Regions from separate parts of the Homo sapiens genome. Here region 1 is linked to region 2. The links are chromatin loops, found by intact Hi-C in ENCODE. Cell type or tissue: heart right ventricle. All regions are shown on one strand. Links, peaks and the distances in the headings refer to the core of each region. The heading gives the core; the rest is flanking DNA.

What was found. A loop is a pair of places that touch in the nucleus more often than their neighbours do. Peaks named below come from ENCODE experiments on the same cell type or tissue, not always from the same donor. Only the 100,000 strongest peaks of a DNase experiment are listed, where the experiment ranks them.
Region 1: a loop joins it to region 2, with 13 times the contacts of the local background. A loop is called at or near these places in 74 of 110 quality-filtered maps.

The regions. Positions count from the first base shown.
Region 1 is chr19:55,414,278-55,421,809 of GRCh38, reverse strand. All of the region lies in intron 2 of LOC105372462 (a long non-coding RNA gene), which reads right to left. Among named protein-coding and RNA genes, the nearest start is that of UBE2S, 10 kb to the right of the region's middle. RefSeq lists a silencer at 1,592-1,792 and enhancers at 2,129-2,698, 3,254-3,383. In heart right ventricle, for the core only: a CTCF peak has its summit at 3,467 (motif pointing right); a DNase peak (open chromatin) is centred at 3,462; H3K27me3 peaks cover 1,681 bases.
Region 2 is chr19:55,137,242-55,144,937 of GRCh38, reverse strand. It overlaps TNNT1 (troponin T1, slow skeletal type), which reads left to right. Exons shown (of 14, transcript NM_003283.6): 7 at 3,018-3,081; 8 at 3,636-3,752; 9 at 3,978-4,055; 10 at 6,864-6,977. Among named protein-coding and RNA genes, the nearest start is that of TNNT1, 8.1 kb to the left of the region's middle. RefSeq lists a silencer at 3,164-3,389 and enhancers at 2,973-3,477, 3,607-3,666. In heart right ventricle, for the core only: a CTCF peak has its summit at 3,533 (motif pointing left); a DNase peak (open chromatin) is centred at 3,517; H3K27ac peaks cover 388 bases; H3K27me3 peaks cover 2,974 bases.

The sequences.
Region 1 (7,532 bases), core at 1,121-6,120, 280 kb before region 2:
TTTTATTTTTTATTATTGCACACAATTCACGCAGAGATTAAGGAGATGTTTTTTTTAAGAGAAGGGGTCTCACTATGTTGCCCAGGCTAGAACTCCTGGGCTCAAGTGATCCTCCTGCCTCAGCCTCCCAAAGTGCTGGGATTACAGGTGGCAGCCACCACGCCCAGCCCAGTCTTTGCCTTTTTTAATGCTGATTTTTTAAAGAATCCAGGTAGGCCATTTTATAGAATATGCCTTGCATTTAGGCGCATCTGATGTTTCCTCATGATTAGATCTGGGTTACATGTGTGAGACAGGAAAACCACAGAAGGGATGCCAGAGTCTCAGCGCTTTGGCTGAAGGAAGCCCATGCTCTCATGCTTCCTGAAGTTCATGTGCTCAGAGCTCATATGCTCTGAGTGCACTCCACCAAGGCTGGAGTGCAGTGGCACCAACGAGACTCACTGCAGCCTTGGCCTTCTGAGCACAAGGGATCCTCTCACCTCAGCCTCCTGAATAGCTGGGATTACAGGTGCACACCAACATGCCTGGCTAATTTTTAAGCTTTTTTTTTAATAGAGATGGGGGTCTCATTGTGTTGCCCAGGCTGGTCTTAAACTCCTGGGCTCAAGCCATCCTCCTGCCTCAGCCTCCCAAAGTGCTGGGATTACAGGTGGGAGCCACTGCACCTGGCCAACAACAGAAGTCTATTTCTTCACAGTTCTGGAGGCTGGAAGTCCAAGATCAAGGTATCAACTACCCAAAGTGCTTGGATTACAGGCATGAGCCACCACACTTAGCCTGATGCTATGTAGTTATCTTTTTTCTCCTCAAACTTTCACATGCTGCTTTGGCCTCCACTGATGATTCTCTTGGCTGAATCAATTTTTTTTTATTTTTTTTTCGAGATGGAGCCTTGCTCTGTCATTCAGCCTGGAGTACAGCAGTGTGATCTCGGCTCACTGCAACCTCTACCTTGCGGAGTCAAGCGATTCTCCTGCCTCAGCCTCCCGAGTAGCTGGGATTATGTGCCACCATGCCCAGCTAATTTTTGTATTTTTAGTAGAGACGGGGTTTCACCATGTTAGTCAGGCTGCTCTCAAACTCCTGGCCTCATGATCTGCCCACTTCAGCCTCCCAAAGTGCTAGGATTACAGGTGTGAGCCACCATGCCCGGCCTTGGCTGAATCAGGCATTACAACGATGTTTGAATATTGGAAGTCTTCAAAGCATCTGAATATCACTCTCCAAAAGTTGAACAGCAATCTTCAGATGATAATTTTCCAAACTCATTATTCTTCTCACATGTATTCGTTAGCATTTGTACTTGCTTTTTTCAGGGAAATGGATCCAGTACTTTCATCAGATTCTTCGAGACACCAGTGATTCAAAAAACAACAAAACCTCCCTCATTTTCAGTGGCTATAGCATATTCTGTTGTATGGATGCAGCATAATTTTTTCCCAGTTCCTACTGCTACAGGATCTTTGGGGTGTAGATTTTCTTCCCCGCTGGAAACCTCTGTTGCCAATGATGCCTTTGCCTGAGTTCTTGTCCTGAGTCCAGGAAGAATGAGGTACGCAGACAAGTGAAGGGTGAAGAAGACAAGGATGAGCTTGATTTAGTGTTACAACCGCTCAGAGGACCCACAGTGGGTAGCTCCTCTCTGTAGGCAGGTCATCTGTTGAGTGTTCAGTTATCAGCAGACAGGAGGTTCTGGAGAGGGTAGCTCCTCCCTACAACTGGTCATCCTAATGTCTGCAATTCTTAGCAGAGAGGAGGCCCTGGTGGGGGTGGCTCCTCTCTGCCAGCAGGTAGTCTGCAGGTAGCTCTTCTCTGCCACTGGTAGTCCAATCCTCTCTCCTCCCTCTTCCTTCTCTGGCTGTCCCCTGCCCTGCTCTGGCTGAGCCCAGAGCTTTTATGGGCCTCAGAGGGAAGGAAGTCCATGCTGATTGGTCCATGGGTAGCCATGGGCAGCCCAGAAGAGGCACCGCGTGTCCCCACTCTGGTCCTCAGGACTGATAGCCCAGCCCCCAGCCTTCAGGCCCTCCTTAGGACTGCCCCCTTCTGCCCAGGCCTCCTACTGCCATTCACAGCCCCGGGGCTCTGCCCTAACCACTGATCTGAGATGGGAGCAGGAGCCAGGAGCGGTGAGAAGCCAGGCAGTGGGAACAGGCACCCCTGAGACTGAAGGGATGGGGGGCCCTTCCTGGGGCCCCCAAGGGTGCAGGCTGCAGAGACTCTTGAGTCCCATGCCTGGGAGGGCAGTTGCCACTGCACCCAGAAGCTCCCACCCCACCAATTCAGAAGGGGCAGGGCTCCCACTTGTCCCAGCTCCTGCCTGCTCTGTGGAGCTGGAGGCCCAGATTTGCAGTACCGGGTCTGGTGGCTGCAGCTGCACCCAGGAGGACAGATCCTGCCCGTTCCTGGCACCACCCCCCTCACCCCCAAGAGCACAGGGAGGCTCAGATCCACAGCCACAGTTTGGGTGACTGCAGTGACACCTGGGGAGCTCTGCCCCAACTCAGAAGGGGCGGGGCTCCCCCGGCTCCATGAAACGTGCAGCCCCAGCTGCACCTCCCTGCTGCAGCCAGCATGATAGCAGCAGCCCCTGCCATCACTACCAATAGATGTTTGGGTTTTCCCTAGTTTTTACTACTCTAAACAATACTTGAGGAACATCTTTTTGCACAACACTTGGTGCATTCCTTTAATTTTTTCTTTTTTCTTTTTTCTTTTTTTTTTTTTTTTTGAGATGGAGTCTTGCTCTGTCGCCCAGGCTGGAGTGCAGTGGTGCAATCTTGGCTCACTGCAACCTCCGACTCCCTGGTTCAAGCGATTCTCCTGCCTCAGCCTCCCAAGTAGCTGGGACTACAGGCACTGCCACCACATCCAGCTAATTTTTGTACTTTTGGTAGAGACAGGGTTTCGCCATGTTGGCCAGGCTGCTCTCAATCCCCTGACCTTGTGATCTGCCCGCCTTGGCCTCCCGAAGTGCTGGGATTACAGGTGTGAGCCACCGCGCCTGGCCACTCCCTCAATCCACCTTGGCCTCCCGAAGTGCTGAGATTACAGGTGTGAGCCACCGCGCCTGGCCACTCCCTCAACCCGCCTTGGCCTCCCACAGTGCTGGGATTACAGGTGTGAGCCACCGCGCCCGGCCACTCCCTCCATTTTCTTTAGGATGAGCTCTCAGGAGATGAGTGGCAGGTGTATTTTGAAGACTTTTGCTAGACAATGCCAACTACGACTCAGAGGGCCTGTGCCAAGTCCATGTATGTGAAAATGTCCGTGTGCTCCCACCCTCCCCAGCACTGGGCATTTTTCTGTTTAAGCTTGGTGTGCGTCACCAGTGTTGGTTGTACAGTCATTACAAGAAATTCCTAGTGCACTCAAGAAGTCTCTGCCTTGTGCTCAGGGATTTGCGAAGCAGGATTGGCCCCGGGTAATGCATTTAATTACTGCTGTGTCTGTCACTAGAGGGAGCACCCGATCCACTTAAGGGCCTATTTTTGCATTGATCAGGGCCTCTCCCACCCAGGAGAGTTCCAAGTTCAGCTCCAGAGGCACAGAGGAAAGTAGTTTTTGTCAATTACCTACCCCAGCGTGTGCAGACCCCTCAAGCTGGGAAGGTCACAAGTGTCTGCTCAGAAGTACTCAGGAACTAAGGAGCAGAGAACCTGCTACCAACCACAGACTAGCAGACACAGAAACTCAGGAAAGGATGCTCAACCTCACTGGGAAGAAAGGAGATGCAAATAAAAGATGGGACACCTTGACTTGCCCATGATGTGGAATCTTTTGAAGACTGCTCATCGTCAGGCTCACTCCTGTGAGGGGACTTTGACACTGGCAGTTTCCTCTGCCTGGAATGGCTTTTCTCTGGATTCCCACAAAACTTGCTCTCTTACTTCCTTTAATTTTTTTTTTTTTTTAAACAAAGTCTCGCTCTGTCACCCAGGCTAAAGTGCAGTGTCATGATCTCGGCTCACCACCACCTCCACCTCCGCTTCCTGGGTTCAAGTGATTCTCCTGCCTCAGCCTCCCAAGTAGCTGGGACTACAGGCACGAATCACCACACCCTACTGATTTTTGTATTTTTATTAAAGACGAGGTTTCACCATGTTGGCCAGGCTGGTCTCAAACTCCTGACTTCAAGTGATCCACCCACTTCAGCTCCCCAAAGTGCTGGGATCTGGGTTTACAGGCATGAGCCACTGTGCCCGGCCGCTTCATTTGAATCTTTATTCAGATGTTACCTTCTCAATTAGTTCTACCATATTTAAAACTGTCCCCCTTGGCCAGGCGCAGTGGCTCACACCTGTAATCCCAGTACTTTGGGAGGCCAAGGCAGGCGGATCACGAGGTCAGGAGTTCGAGACCAGCCTGGACAAGATGGTGAAAGCCCGTCTCTACTAACCACACAAAAAATTAGCCAGGTGTGGTGGCGTACACCTGTAATCCCAGCTACTTGGGAGGCTGAGGCAGGAGAACTGCTTGAACCTGGGAGGCAGAGGTTGCAGTGAGCCGAGATCACGCCATTGCACCCCAGCCTGGGCAACAGGGTGAGACTCTGTCTCAAAAAAAGAAAACTCTACCCCCACACCAGGTATGGTGGCTCACGCCTGTAATCCCAGCACTTTGGGAGGCCGAGGTGGGAGGATCTCGAGGTCAGGAGGTCAAGACCAGCCTGGCCAACATAGTAAAACCCCATCTCTACTAAAAATACAGAAATTAGCTGGGCATGGTGGTGCGCACCTGTAGTCCCAGCTACTTGGGAGGCTGAGACAGGAGAACTGCTTGATTCTCCTGGGAGAATCTCTGCCTGGGAAGCAGAGGTTGCAGTGAGCCGAGATGGCGCCACTGCACTCCAGCCTGGGCAACAGAGCAAGACTCCGTCAAAAAAAAAAAAAAAAAAAACTGTCCCCCTCACAACATTCCTGAACCTCCTTAGCCTACACTAATATTTACAGCAATTAATATCTTTATTCTATTTTTCAGACAGGGTCTCACTATGCTACCCAGGCTGGAGTGCCATGGCGTGATCATGGCTCACTGCAGCCTCAACCTCCTGGGCTCAAGCAATCCTTCTGCCTCAACCCTCCTAAGTAGCTAGGACTATAGGCATGTGCCACCACTCCTGGCTAATTTTTAATTTTTTTGTAGAGACAGGGTCCCACTATGTTGCCCAGGCTGATCTCAAACTCTTGAGCTCAAGTGATCCTCCTGCCTTAGCCTCCCAAAGTGCTAGGACTGCAGGCATGAGCCACTGTGCATTGCCAATATCTTTTAATACTACCAACTTGACTTACCTATTAGCCCAGGACTTCCCCAGTGTGAGCATGCAAAGGCCTGCATCCTGGGCTGCCACTCAGTCCCAGGAAGACTTTTAGTCTCCCCGCTGGAATGGAAGCCCCAGGAGGGCAGGGATTTTGTTTCCTATCTTGTTCTCGGATGTGTCCCAAGCACCCAGAACAGTGCCCGGTGTATATCTGGTGCTAAAGAAATACGGGTTAAACGAGTAAGTCACATCTTGGGAATCCAAATAAGGAGAACCCTGCCAAGGGCCACTGGGCAGAATGGCAAGCACGCATTCTCTTTGATCTTGAAAGTTCCCCTAAGACTTTGTCCTTCGGAAATGTTCACGGCTGTACCCAAAGATGAACAGATGAAGGAGGATGCTCACAGCAGTGTCTAGCCATGCGCTGGGCTCAGCCTTGATGCCCATCAGTCAGAGAGTACGATGAAACTACAGTGGGATCTTTGACCTTTTCTGTTGTTTTTTGAGAGTTTTTGTTTTTGTTTTGCGACAGGGTCTTCCTGTGTCACCCAGGTTGGAGTGCAGTGGTGTGAACACAGCTCACCGCAGCCTCAACCTCCTCAGCTCAAGTGTTTCTCCCACGTCAGCCTCCCGAGGAGCTGGGACTACAGGTATACACCACCAAGCCTGGCTAACTTTTTTTTTTATTATTTTTATTTTGGCTGGGTGCGGTGGCTCACGCTTATAATCCCAGCACTTTGGGAGGCCGAGGCAGGCGGACCATCTGAGGTCAGGAGTTTGAGACCAGCCTGGCCAACATGGTGAAACACTGTCTCTACTAAAAATACAAAAATTAGCTGGGCGTGGTGGCGCGTGCCTATAATCCCTGTTACTTGGGAGGCTGAGGCAGGAGAAGTGCTTGAACCTGGGAGGTGGAGGTTGCAGTGAACCGAGATCACGCCATTGCCCTCCAGCCTGGGCAACAGGGTGAGACTCTCTCTCTCAAAAAAAATTAATTTCTTATTTTTTTATAGAGACAGGGTTGCCCTATGTTGCCCAGGCTGGTCTTGAACTCTTGGGTTCAAATGATCTTCTCTCTGAGGCCTCCCAAAGTACTAGGATTACAAGCATGAGCCACTGCACCTGCTCTATACTGTGATTGTATTGAGTGACACTTGCTGTGCAGCAGTTTAATTGAAGGCTACTGATCGATGTGGACGGGAAGGGCTGCGGAGAGAAGTGTGGATGTGGAGGGTAGGAGGGGAAGGAGGGCTAGAGCAGCACCTCCAGCCTTCATTTCCCATGCCTCAGTAACTGTGGATTTCCCTCCAAACACCTATTTCTTTTGTAATTTAATACAGATGGACAGAAATGAAGATTAATTTCTGAAACCAGAATTCAAGCCAAAGGGACAATTTAGGTTTCACTGAACAAAAGTAAATTCTTTTGAGATAGAGTCTCACTCTGCTGCCCAGGCTGGAGTGCAGTGGCGTGATCTCGGCTCACTGCAACCTCCGCCTCCCAGATTAAAGCAAGTCTCCTGCCTCAGCCTCCTGAATAGCTGGGATCACAGGCATGCACCACCGTGCCCGGCTAATTTTTGTATTTTTGGTAGAAATGCGGTTTCACCTTGTTGGCCAGGCTGGTCTTGAACTCCTGACCTCAGGTGATCCACCCGCCTAGGCCTCCCAAAGTGCTGGGATTACAGGCATGAGCCACCACGCCCGGCCCTGAACAAAAGCGAGTTCATGGGTTACTAGTACTTAGCAAAGAAAGGGTGCCCCTTCCCAATCCCATCCTCTGACAATTCCTGTCTCCCAAAGGATTTGGAAGGCTGCCTATCACTAGACCACCTTCTGATTAGTTCTCACATCTGCTCCCTTCCCTCCACCCCTTTCCCAGACGGTCGCCACCCTCGCCAAGCCACAGTCCACTTGCTGCTGGATTTTCTGCTTCCAATCTGGACCCTCCAGTCCAGTCTCTACCAGCAGCCCTGAGCTACAGTCCCAATATGAGCACCAAATCCAGTCACCCCTCTGCCCAAAACTCTTCAATAGGCCAGGCGCGGTGGCTCATGCCTGTAATCCCAGCACTGTGGGAGACTGAGGCAGGCGGATCACGAGGTCAGGAGATCGAGACCATCCTGGCTAACATGGTGAAACCGCGTCTCTACTAAAAATACAAAAAATTAGCCGGGCGTGGTGGTGGGCGCCTGTAGTTCCAACTACTCAGGAGGCTGAGGCAGGAGAATGGCGTGAACCCGGGAGGCAGAGCTGGCAGTGAGCCGAGATCA
Region 2 (7,696 bases), core at 1,121-6,120:
GCCTCCCTGCCTACAACTTGTGGCTCATCCTCCTCCATGACTCGAGAGAGACTTTTCTAACACCAGAGCTAACCCTGCCCCTCCTCTGCTCAGAATCTTTCCTCAACTCCCCACTACTCTTAAGACGCAGTCAAAGCAACTAGCCTGCATTCAAAGCCTTCCCCATCTGGCTCCAGCGGACCTTTCCGGCATCTGCCTTCCCCACTGACAGACACACAGCGTTTCATGGTTCTCTAGCCATGCCTGTGCTTTCATACCCCTGAGCCTTTGCACACACTGTGCCCTCTGCCTGCGCAGCGGCAGGTGGGAGGATCACTTGAGGATAGGAGTTCAAGATCAGCCTAAGTAACAAAATGAGATCCCCCACATCTCTACAAAAAATTTTAAAAAATTAGCCGGGCACAGTGGCACACACCTGTGATTCCAGCTACTCAGGAGGCTGAGGAAGGAGGATTGTTCGAACCCAGGATTTGGAGGCTGCAGTGAGCTATGATTACACCACTGTACTCCAGCCTGGGCAACAGAGCAAGACCCTGTCTCTAAAACATAAATAAAAATAAGGGAATGGGGCCGGGCGCAGTGGTTCATGCCTGTAATTCCAGCACTTTGGGAGGCTGAGGGGGGCGGATTACCTAAGGTCAGGAGTTTGAGACCAGCCCGGTCAACATGGTGAAACTCTGTCTCTACTAAAAATACAAAAGAATTAGCCAGGTATTGTGGTGGGCACCTGTAATCCTAGCTATTTGGGAGGCTGAGGCAGGAGAATCGCTTGAACCGGGAGGCAGAGGTTGCAGTGAGTCAAGATCGTGTCATTGCACGGCAGCCTGGGCAACAAGAGTGAAACTCCATCTCAAAAAAAAAAAAAGGGGGTGGGGTGGGGTGGGGGAATGGACTGAGAGGGATTCCAAGGCAAAGGGACAGGACTTGGGGATTGTTGGGCAAGGGGAGGGAAGCAATGGGGACAACCCCGAAGGGTCTCTGGGCTGGGGAACAAAGTGGACAGTGGGGCTGCCATCTCCTTCTCAGAGAAGTTGGTGAGCTCCATCAGGACGTCATGTGTGGGAAGGTGGGAAAAGTTCAGGAGATACCTGTTAGCTTGAGTCTGGGGCTTAGGAGAGAGTCTGGACCAGAGACAGTTGGCGAGTCCTCAGCAGTTGATGATACCTGAAGTCATTGGAGTGAATGGCATTGATGATGAGAAAAGGGAAAAGGAAAGCTCACTGGCAGCTCACGGGGCTGTCGGGGCAGGAGATAGGGATGGAACAGCCAGAGGGGTGGGAGGCAAGCCGGTATTCATTCCTGTACAATATGGTAAGCCATATTTTATTCCCACACATGACGCCCTGATGGAGCTTATCGACTTTTCCAAGATGGAGATGACGGCCCTGCTGTACACTTGGCCCCCTGGCCCAGAGACCCTTGGGGATTGTCCTCACCTCTTCCCTCCCCTTGCCCAGCATCCCCTAAGTCCTGTCTGCTTCATCTTGGAATCGCTCTTCACTGTCTCAGAAACCCAGAAAAGAGAATTCCAAGGAAGTGGCAGGAAATCAGAGCAGGCTGAGGGCTGAGCCTCAGAGCGGCACCACCCAATAGAAATAGATGGCAAGCCACACACGTCACTTACAATTTCTTACTAAAGGCTGGGCGCAGTGGCTCACGCCTATAGTCCCAGCACTCTGGGAGGCTGAGGCGGGAGGATCACTTGAGCTCAGAAGTTCAAGACCACCCTGGACAACATAGTGAAACGCCATCTCTTTTTTTTTTTTTTTGAGATAGAGTCTCCCTCTGTCACCCAGGCTGGAGTGCGATGGCACGATCTCGGCTCACTGCAATCTCTGCCTCCGGGGTTCAAGCGATTCTCCTGCCTCAGCCTCCTGAGTAGCAGGGATTACAGGCACGTACCACCATGCCCAGCTAATTTTTTTTTTTAATTTCTAGTAGAGATGGGGTTTCACCATGATGCCCAAGCTGGTTTTGAACTCCTGACCTCAAGTGATTCGCCCACCTTGGCCTCCCAAAGTGCTAGGATTACAGGCGTGAGCCACCGCGCCCAGGCTGTGAAACGCCATCTCTACAAAAAATTTAAAAATGGCTGGGCGCAGGGGCTCCTGCCTGTAATCCCAGCACTTTGGGAGGCTGAGGCAGGCAGATCGCCTGAGGTCGGGAGTTCAAGACCAGCTTGGCCGGCATGGTGAAACCCCGTCTCTACTAAAAATACAAAAATTACCCAGGCGTGGTGGCAGGCGCCTGTAATCCCAACTACTCGGGAAGCTGAGGCAGGAGAATCGCTTGAATCTGGGAGGTGGAGGTTGTTGTGGTGAGCAGAGATGGCGCCACTGCATTCCAGCCTGGGTGACAGAGTGAGGCTCTGTCTCAAAAAAAAAAAAAAAATTCTTACTAGGCATATTTTTTAAAGTACAACAATATAGGAAAAATTAATTTTCATAGCACAGTTTTTTTAATCTGTTATATAATGTTTTATCATTTCAACATGTAATCAGTATAAAACATGATTAGTGCCGGGCGCGGTGGCTCACACCTGTGATCCCAGCACTTTGGGAGGCCGAGGCGGGCGGATCACGAGGTCAGGAGATCGAGACCATCCTGGCTAACACAGTGAAGCCCCGTCTCTACTAAAAATACAGAAAAATTAGCCAGGCTTGGTGGTGGGCGCCTGTAGTCCCAGCTACTCGGGAGGCTGAGGCAGGAGAATGGCGTGAACCCAGGAGGCGGAGCTTGCAGTGAGCCGAGGTGGCGCCACCGCACTCCAGCCTGGGTGACAGAGCAAGACTCCGTCAAAAAAACAAAACAAAACCAACAACAACCAAAAAAACATGAGTAGTGAGGTATTTTACCTTCTTTTGTGTGTTTCACTGACAGCCCGCCTCAGCTGGGACCCTCCACGTTCAGGAGCCTCCCGGGGCTGGCGGCTACCTCACTGGACGGCACATCCCGGAGGTGGGAGGTGGCTCAGGGAGGTCGGGCCACTCATGGTCTCTGTGTTTCTGTCCACTCAGCCGCCCCGTGGTGCCTCCTTTGATCCCGCCAAAGATCCCAGAAGGGGAGCGCGTTGACTTCGATGTAAGTGACAAGAGACCCCTCCGCAGGCGCAGTTGCTAGTCTTTAAGGGGCCTTTGTGTCAATCATGAAAAGGCGCCGGCCGGGCGCGGGGCCTCATGCCTGTAATCCCAGCACTTTGGGAGGCTGAGGTGACCCACCTGAGGTCAGGAGTTCGAGACCAGCCTGGTTAATATGGTGAAACCCCGTCTCTACTAAAAATACAAAAATTAGCCGGGCGTGGTGGCAGGTGTCTGTAATCCCAGCTACTCGGGAGGCTGAGGCAGGAAAATCGCTTGAACCTGGGAGGCGGAGGTGGCGGTGAGCCGAGATCGCGCCATTTCACTCCAGCCTGGGAGGAAAAAAAAAAAAAAAGGCGCCGGTCCCCACTCCCCACTCCCGTCTTTGGGAAGCCTGTCCTTGGAAGAGCTGATTAGTGTCAAACACGAGGCATTGCTGCCACCTGCTGGATACCGTCCTGGGAAACGGTTCAGTTCACCATCCTGCATGGGGGAGGTGCTGGGAGGCTGCTGCCCCCTCCAGGGTCTCCTAGGACGGGCTGCCCGTGTGTCCTGCAGGACATCCACCGCAAGCGCATGGAGAAAGACCTGCTGGAGCTGCAGACACTCATCGATGTACATTTCGAGCAGCGGAAGAAGGAGGAAGAGGAGCTGGTTGCCTTGAAGGAGCGCATTGTGAGCCGAGAGTCCGGGTTCCCCCCGGTCTTCCTCCCTCCATGTGGATCCCTTGCATCTTGGGAGATGCAGATAATAGTTTTCCTCCTAGTACAGAGCTGAGCCTTAGGCTTTCGCGAATTCACCCAAGTCGGTGGCCACACTCCAATCTGTTTATTAGCCTACTCTGGGGAAGGAAGACTGGGGGTACGTCCCTGCACCCCCTTATGCTTCTCCGTTTCCCAGGAGCGGCGCCGGTCAGAGAGAGCCGAGCAACAGCGCTTCAGAACTGAGAAGGAACGCGAACGTCAGGCTAAGCTGGCGGTGGGTGCCTCCCCTGCCCTGAGAGCCCAAATGTTACTTCTTCAGCCGGATGCCCATTTTGTTATTATTATTATTATTATTATTATTACTATTATTATTATTCTTTGAAACGGAGTCTAGCTCTGTCGCCCAGGCTGGAGTGCAGTGGCACGATCTCAGCTCACTGTAACCTCTGCCTTCCAGGTTCAAGCGAATCTTCTGCCTCAGCCTCCCCAGTAGCTGGGACTACAGGTGCGCACCACCACGCCCGGCTAAATTTTGTATTTTTAGTAGAGATGGGGTGTCACCATGTTGGCCAGGATGGTCTTGATCTTCTGACCACATGATCCGCCCACCTCAGCCTTCCAAAGTGCTGGGATTACAGGTGTGAGCCACCGCATCCGGCCTATTATTATTTTTTATTCGTTTATTTGGAAATAGGGTCTTGCTCTGTCACCCAGGCTGAAGTGCAGTGGTGTGATCCTAGCTCACTATAACTAGGACCTCCTGGGCTCAAATGATTTTCCCACCTCAGCCTCCAGAGTCGCTGGAACTATATAGGCTGCGCCACTCTGCCCCACTAGTTTTTTTTATTTTTTTATTTTTTGTAGAGACAGCATTTTGCCATGTTGTCCAGGCTGGTCTTCAACTCCTAAGCTCAAGCAATCCACCTGCTTTCACCTCCCAAAGTGCTGGGATGACAGGCATGAGCCATCGTGCCCGGCCTGGATTCTCCATTTTCTTCTTTTCCCTTTTTTTTTAATTTTAATTTTTTTTTTTTCTGAGACAGTCTCGCTCTGTCACCCAGGCTGGAGTGCAGTGACGCGATCTCAGCTCACTGCAACCTCCGCCTCCTGGTTCAAGCAATTCCCCTGCCTCAGCCTCCTGAGTAGCTGGGATTACAGGCACCTGCCACCAGGCTCGGCTAATTTTTGTATTTTTAGTAGAAATGGGGTTTCTCCATGTTGGTTCAGGCTGGTCTTGAACTCCTGACCTCAGGTGATTCACCCCCTTGGCCTCCCAAAGTGCTAGGATTACAGGCATGAGCCACCATGCCTGGCCATTGTCATCATTATTACTATTATTATTATTTTTTTTTATTTGAGATAGGGTCTTTCTATGTTGCCCACGTTGTTCCCAAACTCCTGGGCTCAAGTGATCCTCCTGCCTCAGCCTCCCGAGTAGCTGGGATTACAGCCACCTGCCCGTCACCCAGCTGTGAAGGGGATTTTGCAGATGTGATTAAATTAAAGATCTTGAGATGGGAAGGTTGTCCTGGATTACCTGTGGGGAAGGGCAAGATCATCACAAGGGTCCTTATAAGAGGAAGGCCAGAGGGTCAGACTGAGAGATTTGAAGATGCTGCATGGCTGCCTCTGAAGATGAAAGAAGGTCCATGGGCCCAGACATGCAGGCAGCAGCTGGAAAAGGGAAGGGAATGAATTCTCCCCTAGAACCTCCAGAATAAATTGGTTCTGTTCACAACTTGATTCCAGCCCAGGGGGACCAATTTCAGATGTCTGATCTGCAGAGCTGTAAGATAACAAATCTGCATTGTTTTTCTGCCACTAAATTTGCAAATTACAGCAGTGATAGGAAACTAAGTTTAGGCGCGATGGCTGACGCCTGTAATCCCAGCACTTTGGGAGACCGAGACAAGTGGATCACCTGAGGCCAGGAGTTTGAGACCAGCCTGGCCAACATGGTGAAACCCTGTTTGTACTAAAAATACAAAAATTAGCTGGTAATGGTGGCACATGTCTGTAATCCCAGTTACTTGGGAGGCCGAGGCAGGAGAATCACTTGAACCCAGGAGGTGGGGGTTGCAGTGAACAGAGCAGAGATTGCACCACTGCACTCCAGCCTGAGTGACAGAGCGAGACTCCATCTCAAAAACAGAAAGGAAACTAATTCAGGTACGGAGTGCTGGGTGTACAAAAAGCCTCATGTCCACCATAAGGAGACGGGGCTCAGCCTGGACAAACCACTGTTTCTGGAACATTCAATGAAGAGTTTCTCGAATGTCGTAATGCCTTCGCTCAATATTCCAGAACCCCTTCCTCAGGCTCAAGGCCATCAGCCTCTTTAATCTCCCCAGTCCCTGGTCTTATCACCAGTTACTTCCCTTGACCCCCTCAAAACAGACATTCTCATATCCTGAGACTAAGGGCGACTGTGGCCCAGACAGGCTGAGCATCTGGAGTGAGGTCGTACAGCAGAGTTCACTATCGGCTATTTCAGGGTGGAGACATGCAGAAAAAGCAGGCATTTCTTCTTCTCCTTCATTTCGATTTTTTCTGGGAGGATATTAAGACCCAGAGAAGGGGGCCAGGTGCGGTGGCTCACGCCTGTAATCCCAGCACTCCGGGAGGCCGAGGCAGGCGGATCACTTGAGGTCAGTAGTTTGAGACCAGCCTGGCCAACATGGTGAAACCGCGTCTCCACTAAAAATACAAAAATTAGTTGGGCGCGGTGGCGGGTGCCTGTAATCCCAGCTACTCAGGAGGCTGAGGCTGGAGAATTGCTTAAACCCGGGAGGCGGAGGTTGCAGTGAGCCAAGATCGCACCACTGCACTCCAGCCTGAGCAACAGAGCGAGAGTCCGTCTCAAAAAAAAAAAAAAACAGAGGGGAAGGGACTTGTAGGTGGTCACACGGGGAGACGTGGCAGGGCCGGGAGTGGGTACCCCTGCGTTTCTGCTGGTTCTGATGTCCCAGCAGCCTCTGCGGCACTGGGTCTGCTGATCCCTGTGCCCCAGTTCCACATCCCAGGGCCCTCCTCCCTCAGTCCTACAGGGGAGTCCATGAGGTTAACCCCTTACTTCCCACAGGAGGAGAAGATGAGGAAGGAAGAGGAAGAGGCCAAGAAGCGGGCAGAGGATGATGCCAAGAAAAAGAAGGTGCTGTCCAACATGGGGGCCCATTTTGGCGGCTACCTGGTCAAGGTGAGTCAGCCTGCAGGAGCCTGAGGTCTGAGTTCTGAGGGGGCAGGGGCTGGGGGCCAGACCTCTGGTTCCTAACGGAGGAGGGGCTGAGGCCTGGATTCCTGGGTCTGAGGGAGGAGGGGCTGGGCCCTGAACTCCTGGGTCTGAGGGAGGAGGAGCTGGGGTCTGGACGCCTGGGTCTGAGGGAGGAGGGGCTGGGGTCCTGGACTCCTGGGCTGAGGGAGGAGGGGCTGAGGGCCTGGACGCCTGGGTCTGAGGGAGGAGGGGCTGGGGGCCAGACTTCTGGTTCCTAATGCGAGAGGGTCTGGGGCTTGGACTCAGTCTGAGAGGAGGGGCTGGGGGCCTGGACTCCTGGGTCTGAGGGAGGAGGGGCTGGGGGCCTGCACTCCTGGGTCTGAGGGAGGAGGGGCTCGGGGCCTGCAATCCTGGGTCTGAGGGAGGAGGGGCTGGGGTCTGGACTCCTGGGCTGAGGGAGGAGGGGCTGGGGGCCAGACTTCTGGTTCCTAATGCGAGAGGGTCTGGGGCTTGGACTCAGTCTAAGAGAAGGGACTGGGGGTCTGGACTCCTCCTGAATCTGAGGGAGGAGGGAGTGGGGCTGGACTCCTAGGTCTGAAGGAGATGGGCCTGGGGTGCAGACCTGTGGTCCCAACATGGAAATGGTCTGTGGGATCCGACGTGTGGGTCCCGACACGGCAGTGCTCTGTGGGATGTGGCCCCCA